Linked DNA regions of Homo sapiens: region 2 is linked to region 1. Evidence: chromatin contacts called from ENCODE Hi-C or POLR2A ChIA-PET data. All regions are on one chromosome and are shown on one strand. Each heading gives the region's core, a stretch centred on a gene start or an enhancer-like site at or near the end of the contact. The rest is flanking DNA. Distances are from core to core; before and after follow the strand shown. Region 1 holds the start of GRIFIN (galectin-related inter-fiber protein). Region 2 holds the start of MIR4648 (microRNA 4648).

The links. A loop is a pair of places that touch in the nucleus more often than their neighbours do. ChIA-PET counts read pairs that join two places held with the same protein, here RNA polymerase II (POLR2A). Pooled maps may share reads with other maps.
Region 2: a loop to region 1 is called in a map of CD8-positive, alpha-beta T cell, with 8 times the contacts of the local background. The contact joins the enhancer-like site here to the promoter of GRIFIN in region 1. A Hi-C loop is called at or near these places in 27 of 168 maps with a recorded cell type or tissue (B cell, CD14-positive monocyte, CD4-positive, alpha-beta T cell and 15 more) and 18 of 50 pooled maps. POLR2A ChIA-PET finds 5 or more read pairs at or near these places in 16 of 52 experiments (B cell, CD4-positive, alpha-beta memory T cell, H1 and 11 more).

The regions. Positions count from the first base shown.
Region 1 is chr7:2,472,709-2,478,840 of GRCh38, reverse strand. It overlaps GRIFIN (galectin-related inter-fiber protein), which reads left to right and starts at 2,443. Exons shown (of 5, transcript NM_001394787.1): 1 at 2,443-2,469; 2 at 2,842-2,921; 3 at 3,013-3,172; 4 at 3,534-3,700; 5 at 3,956-4,113. The coding sequence starts at 2,458. The coding sequence ends at 3,971. RefSeq lists enhancers at 1-282, 4,374-4,919 and a silencer at 932-1,001.
Region 2 is chr7:2,526,724-2,532,855 of GRCh38, reverse strand. It overlaps LFNG (LFNG O-fucosylpeptide 3-beta-N-acetylglucosaminyltransferase), which reads right to left. Exons shown (of 8, transcript NM_001040167.2): 7 at 5,935-6,020; 8 at 4,427-5,710. The coding sequence ends at 5,644. It overlaps MIR4648 (microRNA 4648), which reads right to left and starts at 5,782; the gene lies at 5,711-5,782. RefSeq lists enhancers at 591-1,563, 1,958-2,107, 2,539-3,512, 3,513-4,487 and silencers at 2,828-2,927, 3,448-3,507. Within about 2 kb of position 2,480, at least 23 of the 41 ENCODE cell types and tissues checked have a DNase peak (open chromatin) inside an H3K27ac peak, as active enhancers do; they include B cell, CD14-positive monocyte, CD4-positive, alpha-beta T cell and 5 more, where a contact is called at or near this core.

The sequences.
Region 1 (6,132 bases), core at 1,194-3,693:
CTCCCTGGAGTCAGGGTTGAGGACGGGCTGTGCCTGCAGAGCTCGGGGTCTCTCTCTGTCACCCACCCAGTTCTGACTTCTGGGCCCTTGGTTGTCCGGGTTGCCGAGATCTTTGGCGGCTCCTGGCTCCCGCCCCAGGAGGGAGAGGCTCTGAAGCCACAGTAAACGGGGTGAGGTCACAAGTCTACACACAGGCCAAGTACACGTGTCACCATGGGGACGAGGGCCAGCCTGCTTCTCCCTGGGTGTTAGGAGGCATGCAGCTTTCTGAGAACTGTGGGTGCCCGGACTGGGCTCACACAGCCCTTTTGGCCTCGAAGCCTGCTGAGCTTCCTGTAACACAAGCCCACTGCCCAGATGGGGAGGTTGAAGCTCAGAGAGGAGTGGGCCTGGCAGAAGCAGGGACCTCAGGCCCCCCTCATCCCAGGCAGCGGCACGCAGGCCTTCTGTCTGGCAAGTCTGGGGCTCAAGCCCCACCCACAGGGCCCCTGATGTCTGGGGCTCTAGGCAGCTCCTGAGACCCAGGCCCTCTACCGCTGCCCCCACAGACCCCAAAGCGAGGGGATGACGGCCGGGCTCCTGTGTCCAGGGTTGTGGTTGCCTGGGCCACCCTACCCTGCCAGGACCCAGGCATGGACAGCAGATGGCATTGCTGGACTGCTGTGCCCAGCGGACGGTGGGGGAGACTGAGGCTCAGAGGCCACGAGCGCCAGGTTGTCAGCTGGTGGGAAGCCTGTTCCAGCCCCCTGCCTCTATGTTCTGCACAGCCCTGGCCCTGAGTCCTGTACCCAGAGTCCTGCTCTGTGTCCTCACTCCGCAGCTGAAACCAGGGCTGTCCCTGGGGCTGGGGGCAGGACAGGGAGGGGGAGGAAGCACTGGCTCCCCTTCCTGCTGTGGTGAGGGCTTCCCTCTCTGTGCTCTTCTGGGGGAGGCACGTAGGAGGGACCTGCGGCTTGCTGGGCCCCAGGACGGCCAGGCAGGATGGGGACGCGGATGTGGCCGGGGAGGGCAGGCACGCTCATCCTCTGCTGCCCAGGGCTGCCCCCTGCAGGGCCACGGCCAGCCCTGCTACGAGCCAGGCAGGAGAGACGGGCTCCACAGCCGCAGGCTCCGCACTGCTCTGCACCACCCAGGGGGCTGGCGGACAGTCACGACCACCTTGAGGCCCCTCCCGGCCTCAGCAGTCCCACCCTCCTACCAGGACGTCCGGGCACAGGCCCCAGCGGCAGCACCCATGGAGAGGTCAGGCGGGACCCAGGTCAGCCCTGCCAGGGCTTGGAGAGAATGGCTGGAAGGGACCCCTGCGGATGGGGGACTGGAGGGCCCACTCGAACACGGGGACAGGGCGGCAGGAGACGTGAGAATGGAGAATCCTGGCGGGGGCATCCTGGGGGCCAGGCCTCTTCAGACACACAGGCAGGGACACAGCAAACCTCCCTGTCACCCAGAGTCTCTGGAACTCACACCCCATGCCTCGCACACTCATGGGCTCACACAATCGTCCGGCCTGCAGCCAGGATACCCACCCACGAGATCACTGCACACGCACTGCACATGGCTGCACATGGCTGCACACACACCCACCTGCAGCAGCCCTAGGGCTCTGTGCCCCCTCCAGGTCCACTTCGGGCCGGTTCCCGTCCTCGGAGGCCCCAAAGCTGCCCGACAGCCTGAGACTCTCTCTGCTCACCTCCCTTCCTCCTTGAGGGCCCAGCTGGTCCCCCCCATGCTCAGCCTGAGGTGGGGAGCATCCTGGGTGTGGGAAAAGCCCTCCCCTCGCCTGCCAGAGCCTGGAATGCGCTGACCAGCGCCGGCCTAATCCTTGCTGTATGCCCCATGGGGTGGCTGAGCCAGTGGGGGCAGGCGGCGGGGGCCAGGGTGGGCTGGGGGACAGGCCCTGCAGCACCACGTGGTCAGACGGGACCTGGGAAGCCAGGGCAGGGGTCGGCAGCCAAGCCTCCCCTCCTAAGCCTGCCCTTGGCCGGATGGGAGGGTTCGAGTCCCTGGAGGGGCCCGTGATCCCGGAGGAAGAGCCGGGCCAGGGTCCCTGCCTAGACCTTGCCGTCCCAGTGAGAAAGGAGTGGCTGCTTTCCTGGATCCTGAAGGAGTGAAGTGGGTGAGAGTCAGGCAGGAGAGGGCTTGGGGGAGCAGGGGCAGGTGACCCATCTCCCTTGCGCCTGCACAGAGAACCAGCTGGAAGGGAGAGGCCCGAGGGGTAGGGAGATATGGGCTGGGAAGGGCCCAGAGACCTTGCCAAGTCACCCGGGGGTGGGGCCCGGCGTTCCCCACCCCCAGCCCCCCCACTCCGGGCGCTCCCCACCCCCAGCCCCACCCCGGCGCTCCCCACCCCCAGCCCTCCCCCGGCGCTCCCCACCCCCAGCCCCCCGGCACTTCCCACCCCTAGCCCCCCATCTATACCCCAGGCTCCCCGCGCCCTCCCACAGTGGCTGGGAGCAGATGGCAGTGCAGGTGGGTGAGACCCTGGACCTGGAGAAGGAGAACGGTGCAGGGCTGGGGGCTCCCTGAGCCACCCGTGCTCTCTCTGCACAGAGATGGGGTATGGGCTCTGGCCTCTCATCAGATCTCAGGGCTGAGAGGGCGTCAGGGTGAAGGTCCCCCCAGAGCTGGCCTGCTGGGCAGGTGTGTCCCTCCCACCCCAGCCCTGGTCACCCTGTCACAAAGACACCAGATGAACAGAGCCTTAGCCTATGTCTGGCACTGGGTTGGGGGCAGGCTGGGTGGGCAGGGACCTTCCTGGACAGATGGGATAGGGTGGGGGTGGGGGTGGGAGGGAGGAGGCTGCAGCCCCATGAGGCTGGTCCCCCTGTCTCTTCCACTCAGTCTAAAGCCTTCTGTGCGGGCGGCCTGGCCCCCGGCTGGAAGCTGCTGGTCCAGGGACATGCTGACTCTGGAGAGGACAGGTCAGCGGCACCGCCCTCCCCTCGCTGGGCCTTGGGCTGGGTGGCCGGCCCAGCTCTTTGCAGCTCTTGACCCGCACCATGTCCGCCCCAGGTTCGAGACTAACTTCTTGTTGGAGACGGGGGACATTGCCTTCCACATCAAGCCCCGGTTCTCCAGCGCCACTGTGGTGGGCAATGCCTTCCAGTACGGCCGCTGGGGCCCGGAGCAGGTGTCTAGCATCTTCCCGCTGGCCCCGGGGGAGCCCTTTGAGGTGACAGGGGCCTGGGTGGGGCCTGGGCTAGGCAGGGAAGGCCCGTGGGGGAACAGGGGGCCAGTGGGCAGCGGGTTCACGGTGGACGCTTACAGGTCAGTGGGCCAGGGCAAGGTCTGGGTGGCCTCCCTGGCCTCAGTTTCCCTACGTGTGCAGTAGGTACCCACCACCCTGGCTACCAGCCACCCCATCTTGGGAGAAAGGAGGGGACTTTGGGCTGGGGGCTCCAAGCCAAGGGACCCCCGGGGCCTGCCAGGCTGTCCTTCCTGGAGACGGCCGGCAGGCACATCACCGTTAAAAGCGGGACCAGACCCCAGGCCCTGGGGGCTGGCACTGAGGTCACTGGCCCCAGCCTGCCCAGATAGAGGTCAGCTGGGACGCGGAGCACTTCCACGTCTACGCCCCGGAGCACAAGGTGCTACAGTTCCCATGCCGTCAGAGGCCGCTGGGCGCCACCACCAGGGTGCGCGTGCTGAGTGACCACTGCCTGGCCCAGGTGGAGCTGGCCAAGAGGGGCCTGAGCTGGGGGTAAAGTCCCTGCCTCTACCCAGGTCCCTGCCCATTCCTGCCCCACACTGCCCACCCCAGCAGGGATTTTGCTTCTCACCCTGATCCGGGGACCCTCCTCCGCCTGGGGAGGGGTTGTCTGCCTGGCGTCCCACCCTGCTCCTCTCCCTGCCAGCCCTGCATATCCGGCCACGGGAGCAGGGCCATGGTCCACCTCCCACCCTGGTCTGTGCATGGGCAGGGCAGGAGCTAGGGACGTGCCTTGGATGTTTGCAGGGACCGGGGCTACTGAGTGACACCTGCACCCCAGGAGCCAGCCTCGGCTTGTCCCATGTCCAGGGTACCTGGAGTCCCACCCTGGGGCAGCTGGGTGAGGGGGTCTGTGGTCCTGTGTGCTCCTCGCAGCTCCACCTTCAATAAACTCTGAGAAGGCTGCAGGCGTTTGGCTGCTAGGGGGTGGCAGGGGGAGGCTCAGGTGGGGCCGGTGCTACGCAGCCCTGGAAGCTGGGGGGCTGGGGGACCCTGAGACCGACACTCCAGAGACGACCCAACCCCCTCACTTTGTCCCCAGGATGCTGAAGCTCTCGCATACGGCGGCCTGCATACGGCCTCGCCGTATACGGTCTCGCATACGGCCGGGATGGACCTGGACCGGGGAGGGGTGTCGGATGGCATCCTGTGTGGGGAGGGCACCTGCCATGGGCCAGAAGGTCCCAGCGGGGCCCAGGGGACTGAAAGGCAGGGGCAGGCATGGCCTGGGCCAGTCCCCACCCAGGACCACTGGGCTCAGGCTCTTGCCACGGCTCAGCCCTGGTGGGAAGGGTCAGCCCTGGGGCACTCATGTCCTGCCTGGTCCAAGCCATCTCCTCAGAGGCCCCAAGGCTTCCCTCTCCCCCTACTTCCTGCAGGGGCCTTTCCTGTTTCTCCTGTCCCACCTGGAGGGAGACGTGAGCCTGTCCCAGCAGCCTCATGTGTGTGTGGTGGTGAGAGCCAGGCTGGTGTGTGGTGGGAGCAGGAAGGCCCCGGAGGCCTCATAAGGGGACATGAGCACTGTGGGGAGAGTCCCCCAGGCCTGCCCCTCCTGGCTGCGTGACCATCCACAAGTCCCCCCAACCAGCCTCAGGTTCCACACCTATACAATGGGAGTTGTGGCTCCTGCCTCCTGTATGCGAAGGGCTCAGCCTTCGAAGAGCCGAAGAGCCCCGGGGTGGGAAGGTGACTTCAGGGGCACACACAATGAGATTTCGTAATTGCATGTTAATTCTACTACAATTACCAACACCGGGCATCTCTTCATCTCTATCTCTACCTATCATCAATATCTATCATCTATCATGTATATACCATCTATATCCGTCATCATTGTCATCAACATCAATCATCTATCTATCTATTCATCTATGTGCCCACCTACCAATCTATTATTTATCCACATGAAACTAGTGACGTCACAGCTTAGGATGAAACTCAACAGGTATTTAGCCTTAACAAGTGAGTTATTAAAGGAAAGTATTACGCCAAGTGCATGCCTGTAATCCCAGAACCTTGGGAGGCCATGGCAAGGGGATCCCTTGAGACCCCAGGAGTTGGAGACCCGCTTGGGGAACACAGCAAGTCCCCATCTCTACAAAAAATACAAAAATTGGCCAGGTGTAGTGGCTCATGCCTATAATCCCACCACTTTGGGAGGCCGAGGCGGGTGGATCACCTGAGGTCGGGAGTTTGAGACCAGCCTGACCAACATGGAGAAACCCCGTCTCTACTAAAAATACAAAATTAGCCAGGCATGGTGGCACACACCTGTAATCCCAGCTACTCGGGAGGCTGAGGCAGGAGAATCGCTTAAACCCGGGAGGTGGAGGTTGTGGTGAGCCGAGATCATGCCATTGCACTCCAGCCTGGGCAACAAGAGCGAAACTCCAAACCAAAAAAAAAATTTTTTTTTAATTAACCAGATATGGTGGCTCACACCTGTGGTCCTACCTGCTCAGGAGGCTGAGGCAGCAGGACTGCTTGAGCCCAGGAGGTGGAGCAATTATCATGCCACTGCTCTCCAGCCTGAACAGAGAGAGGCCCCTGTCTCGAATGAATGAATGAATGAATTGATGAATAAAAGTATTAGGTCTGCAGTGGCACAGACAGGAGAGCAGAGACGGGAAGCTGGACTTGGGAATGGCTGCCTGGGTTTGAGCCTTAGCTCTGCCACTCTCTGTGCGCGGCAAGGCCCTGAGCTCTGGGGACCTCTGTGAAACAGGAAAATGAGTGCCTTCAGCATATCTTTCTGCCTCAATGAGTTACTTCAGATGACAGCATGCCTAGACAATGGCTGGCACTTGATTTTTTTTTTTTTTTTGGAAACGGAGTCTGGCTCTGTCACCCAGGCTGGAGTGCAGTGGTGTGATCTCGGCTCACTGCAACCTCTGCCTCCCGGGTTCACGCCATTCTCCTGCCTC
Region 2 (6,132 bases), core at 1,231-3,730, 54 kb before region 1:
GCTAACTGAGGTTGGGCAGCTGCTGGCCAGGGCCCTAGAGAGAGGGGTATCAGGTAGCTAGTGCTGAGTAACAAATAGCTCCAAACACATGACTTCACATGTCCTTAGTATTAAAGGGCCTGGTGGTACTGCTGCTCATTGCTAGGCCTGGCAAGTCCTAGCTGGGCTCACTCACACATCTGTGGGCAGCTGGGAGCTAGCTAGTCCAGGATGGCCTCAGCTAGGGTGACCCAGGCTCCATCGCCCTCTTGCCTTCCAGCAAAGCAGCCCAGCCCGTTCTCGTGCTATAGCAGGAGTCGGGGAGAGCAGGCAGAGGCACGCATGTCCCTGGAGGCTTAAGCTCAGAGCTGGGAATGTCATTGCTGTCACCTTTTATTGGCCACAGCAAGTCATAAGACAGGCTCAGATTGAAGGATGGGGAAGTAGACGCCACCTCTAGACAGGAGTTGGGGCAAAGTCACACAGCAAAGGGCGTGGTGATTCAGGGAGGAGTGGGGCATCGGGGACACGTTTGTAACTGATCTACCACAGAGGGGAGCCCCCCTTTGAGAAAGTGCTTGGTGGGCCTTGGTGCTTACGCAGCCACGGACCAACCTGCTAGATGGGGCCTTCAGTAGGGTGGCGGGACGTCAGTTTAGCCTCAGGATTCGACTCCGAGCCTCTTGCGAGACCACGTCTTGGGCAGCATCGTAGACCCGGCTGTGAGCACAGAGTGGCTCTTCCAGAAAGTTTGTTGAATGACTGACTGACCTAAGTCAGTCCCTGTGCCAGGCAGCCCAGAGGGACCAGCCCAGAGCCTCCTTCTCGGGGTGCAAGCCTGGCTTGGGATTGGGGGGTGTCTGCACTCGTGGAGCCCCCCATGCCTGCCGGGAGCCTGAAGACGCAGAGACCTCCTGCCTCGCCTCGCCCCCTCCGTGGGGACCCTCTTCCCCACACTCCTTGGTTCCTGTCGGAGCCAAGATGTGTCACCATGGAAACCGCTTGGCAAACGCTGGCAGGCAGAGGCGGCCAACAGCAGCTCTCCCGATCGAGCTCCGGGCACCGGCTGGAGCAACGTCGCGGGACGGCGTGAGCGAGCACACCCAGCCGTGTGTGACACGCGTGGGGACAGAGGCCGGGGCGGCTGCGGGAGGGCGTGCGGGGAGGTCAGGGCGCCCCGGCGTGTATGCGCCCACGTGCGCGCCTGTGCGTGTGCCAACAGTGCAGCCACATCGGAGCGCGTGTGCTCCGAGTGTGATGGCCGCGTGGGCCGGTGCAGGGTGTGTGTGGGGATGGGGGTGTCTGATTGGTGCTGTGACCTGCGGCAGCACAGCCGCCTGCGTTGAGTGCCCACGGTGGGCTGGACATTGCACTAGGTGCTGACAGGACCGGCAGAGGTGGCCACTGCCCTCGTCCCCAGCCTGCACTCCTGGGCGAAGGCTGACGCTGAACAGGTACTTGTAAGAGTCGCCGAAGTGCGTGCCGGGAGGGTTCTGGGAAGAGGCAGCTGTGGGGCCTGAAGCCTAAATGTGGGGTGGGAGGCATCCAGGCTGCGGCTCCAGGCAGAGGGCACAGCCCGGCTGTGAGCCACCACGCCTGGCCCCAAGGGCCTTCCTGTGTGTCCAATTCTGGGCTCAGAAGCAGGGGGTCACCCTGCAGAATATCTAAGAAGGCTGAGGCTGTGTGGGCACATGGACCCAGCAGGGAACAAGACTTGCCCATTGTTCTGACAGACTCGAAGATGGATCTGGCCCTGGTCCCTGCTTTCCCTCTGACCCCAGGCCCACCCGGCAAGAATGGCTGAAGTCACATAGCAGCCTGGCCCTGGCCCCTCTGAGCCTGTGGAGAGCCCTAGTTGTCTGTGATTGGGGAGGGGGGATCAAGAGACCCAACTGCATTGCCTGCCCTCCTTCCCAGGCTTCCAGTCCTCCCAGTGGATCCCACCTCTGCACCTTTGCCCAGGCTGTGCTGAGACCTGGAAGGCCCCTTCTCTCCCTACTCCATCTTGACAAAGCCTTCCTGCTTCAGCTCAGAGGCACCTCTTCCAGGAAGTTGGCCCTGATGGCCCCAGTGGAAGGGAAGTTCCTTTCAACTGAGTGGGGAGGCGCCCCACCCTAGCAGCCCCTCCCAGACCCCAAGCAGCCTTGGGGCTCCCCAGGCACTCGCCTGGCAGAACGGAAGCAGGGGTGGCGGCTGAGGTCTGCCACCCTCGCTGAGCGCCCTGCAGCCCCTGTGGTTGCAGTTTTACTTGTTTTGAAAGCCCCATTAATGATCAGAAGTTTGGGAAAGGGGGCCTGGCTGGGCTAGACTGGGGGGACATGGAGCCCCAGGGACCAGCCAGGCCCCTTTCTGACCAGACCTCTAATCTGATGTGATGGCACCACTGGTGGGTGGGACACAGCTGTCCCCAGAATGTACCTGGGGGAGGAATGACTTCACCTCCCCTGCCGGGTGAGTCACCTTCTGGGGGGTGGGGGGGCGGTGGATGGAAGAGGTCAGGCTGCCTCATTCCCCTAAGACACTGCTGGGCCTGCTTCCCCTTTTGAGGGCAGAGAAACGTCCCTCCCTCAGCTTGGAAGAGGAAGGGGCCAGATGCGCTGTCCTGTGCACCTTCCAAAACACCCCCTGACCTCCAGCACCCGGGGACTGCATTTACCTTTGTTCCCATTTGTCAGATGGAGAGGTCGAGGCCTCGGGAGGAGCCGGGCTTCCTCCCCACCCCACTTCTTGCTCCTCTGCTCTCCCCGATGCCCACTTAGCCCCCACTCCCACCCCGCTCCACACACAGGGACATATGAACATTAATGGGGACTCCCCAAGCCCTGGCAGGGCCCCCACAGCTGTATCCATGGGTCTGTCCGACCCCTGGGTCCAGCCACACCTCTGCCCCCGGGGCCCCACCAGCTCTGTGGGGAGGCGATGCCAGCTGCAGGCGGGGACAGCGTCGGGGCCAGGGCAGAAGGCCCCAAGCCTCTGAGTCAGCCGGGCAGGAAGGAGGCCAGCAGCCTCTGCCCGCAGCCTGTTCCGTCACGACCCCCCCGCCCCACCCCAGAGTCTCAGCTTCCTCGTTCAGAAGAGGGGCCTATGCCGTCCTATGAGAAGTGGGTGGGCACATGGTGGGTGCTCAGGGAGGACCACAGCCACCCAGACGGGGGTCAGGCCACGTGACGGTGAGGGCCCTCCATCCTCCCGCCATCCCCATCACTGTCCACACCCCCCAGGCAGCTGCTCTGCTGACTCAGGACCGTCCAAGGCCAAGGTGGGGTCACAGCCCTGCCAGCCGCCCCCAAGGCCAGGGTAGCCCCCAGCCAGGCTTAGAGTAAGGGGGTCTCTGCAGGCCCATTCAGCACGTCAGCACTCTTCTGGAGGGGGCAGCGACGGGGGAGGGCAAGGCACCCCCCCATAGAGAGGCACTTTTCACAGTGTGTCGTCTCCTTGGAGCAGAGTGGGGGGTGCAGAGGCACCAGGAGGGGGACCTGGAGCCCTGGGGTCGGGGGAAGCAGGGTCAGGCCAGAGCAGGAACTTGCAAGGGGCGCGGCCAGGGCAGTGCCAGGCCAAGGGTGTAAGCCCCAGGGAAGGGGTGGGGGCTCATGGTGAAGAGGAAGTGAGCCGCCCCGGGGCTGCCAGGAGGGTGAGGGGAGGGAATCCCCGCAGAGGCTGCAGCACCCGTCCCCTACTCAGTCACCCTCAAAGGCTGGATTTGAGGAAGGAAAAGCACCGCAGAGCTGCTGTATTTAAAAAACAAGCGTCTGGATCTCTGCAGGGGCTGGGACCAGCTGCAGTGGGGGCTCCGGCACTGCTCCTGCTCTCCAGGACTCTTCCCACCACCCCTGAGCGGGGTCGGGGCCTGGGGCCACATCACAGGAGAGGGAGGTGCAGCATTACCAGCTGTGGGGCGGCCGGACCCACGGCCTGCCTGGCTTGGAGTCTGAGCGCCTCCCCAGCCCACCAGCATGGCTGCTGGACCTTGGGCATCAGCTGCTCCGTGCCTCAGTTTCCCCACCTGCAAAGTGAGGCGATGATGTGGACTCTGTGAGCTCGTGGCAGGAGTGAAGTTGGATAAGGAGGCCCCAGGCCCGGTCACAGGAGTCACTGTCCCTCCTGCAGGGGCTGGGCTCCCCAGTGGCCAGACCAGGCCAGAGCCTTGGGGTTGTGCTTTTGGCTGGGACCTAGAGCCCCCAGCATCCTAGACCTGTTCCTCCTGGAAGCACAGGGCTCACGCTCCAGCGACCACCCTGACCCTGGGTGGGCCGCACCTGTAGTCACCAGCAGGCAGCTATAGTGACGCCAGGTTTCGTTCCAAAATAGTTGTCTCTAAGCGTTTCCTATCTACCTGCTCCATGCGGTGCACCCAAGGCCAAGCCTCCCCTTCACCTGTGTGCCTCTCCTGACCCTGGCTGCCCTGGGGCTTAGGCCCCACCTCCAGCCAAGACCAGGACCCCCAGGATTGCTGCAAAGAGCACCTTTATTCACAGCAAAAGGACGTCACCATAGCAACAACACTTCAATTCCCTGAGAACTTTTCCCTTATCATTCGCTTTCCTAGCTATGTCTTTGCAAAGAGAAAAACAACAAGAAACACAGCCCACGGGACAGGTGAGCCATGCTGGGCCCAGCGGGGAGGTGGCAGCTACACAGGAGGAGGGCAGGGATGGGAGGTTCCAGATGCTGGAACGCATAAATACACAGAGTGCCAGACAGTCCCACTTCAGCTTTAAAAACAAAGATGACCCCGAGTTTGGCTTCTGTTTTTTCTGATCCACAGAAAAGATAAGATAAAATAAGACCCTCCCCCACCCCCACCCTCCCAAGCAAAAAACAAGAACACCCTACTTTTTACCCATCCCCTTTCAAAAAAAACAGCACAGTAAAAAAATACTGTCACAATATTTACAGACACGCCCACTGTGGGCGACTTGCTCTCTACTTTGGAGAGGAGATTAAATGCTGAGCTCTGACTCACCCTGTCCTGGGGAGGCAAAGGGAAGACCTCTGAGGAGGCCTGGAAGACTCCCCACTCAGAAGAGCTGGGAGGGGTGCCACTGTTTGCCCAGCTGGACAGCCAGCCACTGGGGGCTTCGTGGGGCCACTGGAACTGGGCGGTGGCTGCTGTTACTCTTAAGCCACAGCGTCCAGGCCAGGAGGAAGGGGATTGGGTCACGCACCCCCAGACCCAGCCTCCCCTGCAATGAGCATGGCTCAGTGAGTCGTACTTGGGGCTATGACACAGGGGCCAGGACTTCAGGGCACAGGTACCCCCAGCACAGAGCTTGTGGTCAGCAGGAAGAGAAAGGCACCTACGCATCGCATCCCTGCAAAGTAGCCCGGAGCCCCGTAGCTGTAGAAAGATCCAAAAATCCTAACAGAATTGCCCTCGGAGTGGCCTCCGACACACAAATCCTTCCTCCAAGCAGGCCCTGCAGCCCACTGGCCCTCGGAGCAGAGGCACATAAGTGGCGCTGGTGCCCGCCCCTCCACAGAGCAGAACTGCCCAGCAGCCTGCTACCCGGGTGGGCATGCAGTACACACACACACACACGCACACGCACACGCACAGGCACGGCCCTAGGGGAGCCTCGAATGCCGAGGCCAGGGCAGCGCAACAGGGTCCCTGGGCCCTTTGGATACCAGGGGCGCCCAGGGATTGGGTCTCAGCCATGGCCACTAGAAGATGGCAGTGCGGGGACACCAGGGTGTGTCCGGGTACAGGTGGCAGTGGATGGAGCGGAACCTGTGGGAACAGAGCAGGGGCTGGTCTGCGTGGGTGGCAGGCAGGTGCTGAGCTCCCATTTGCAGTCCCACAACACTGGCGGCCCCACCCCGAGCAAGCAGGACTCCGGGGGACACCTCTATGTAGAGTCATGCCGCTTAGAGAGACCCTGCTGCAGCTCCACGAGGCCCCCTGACGCCCCTAGGCCACCCTACGCAAGCCCATCTGGGCCGGGGTTTCCTTACCTGGATGGGTCGGCCTCCACCGAGAAGGGCCCCTTCACGTGGACGGCGTTCCGCTTGTTTTCAAACATACCGTAGCTCAGCGTCACCTGTGGGGAGCGGGCGGAGTGATGCCGGGAGGGGCCCGACATCCCTGGGCCCCGCCCCAGGCTGGCCACACAGCCCTGAGTGAGGCAACGGCCCTGCCCTGGCCTCCCTTGG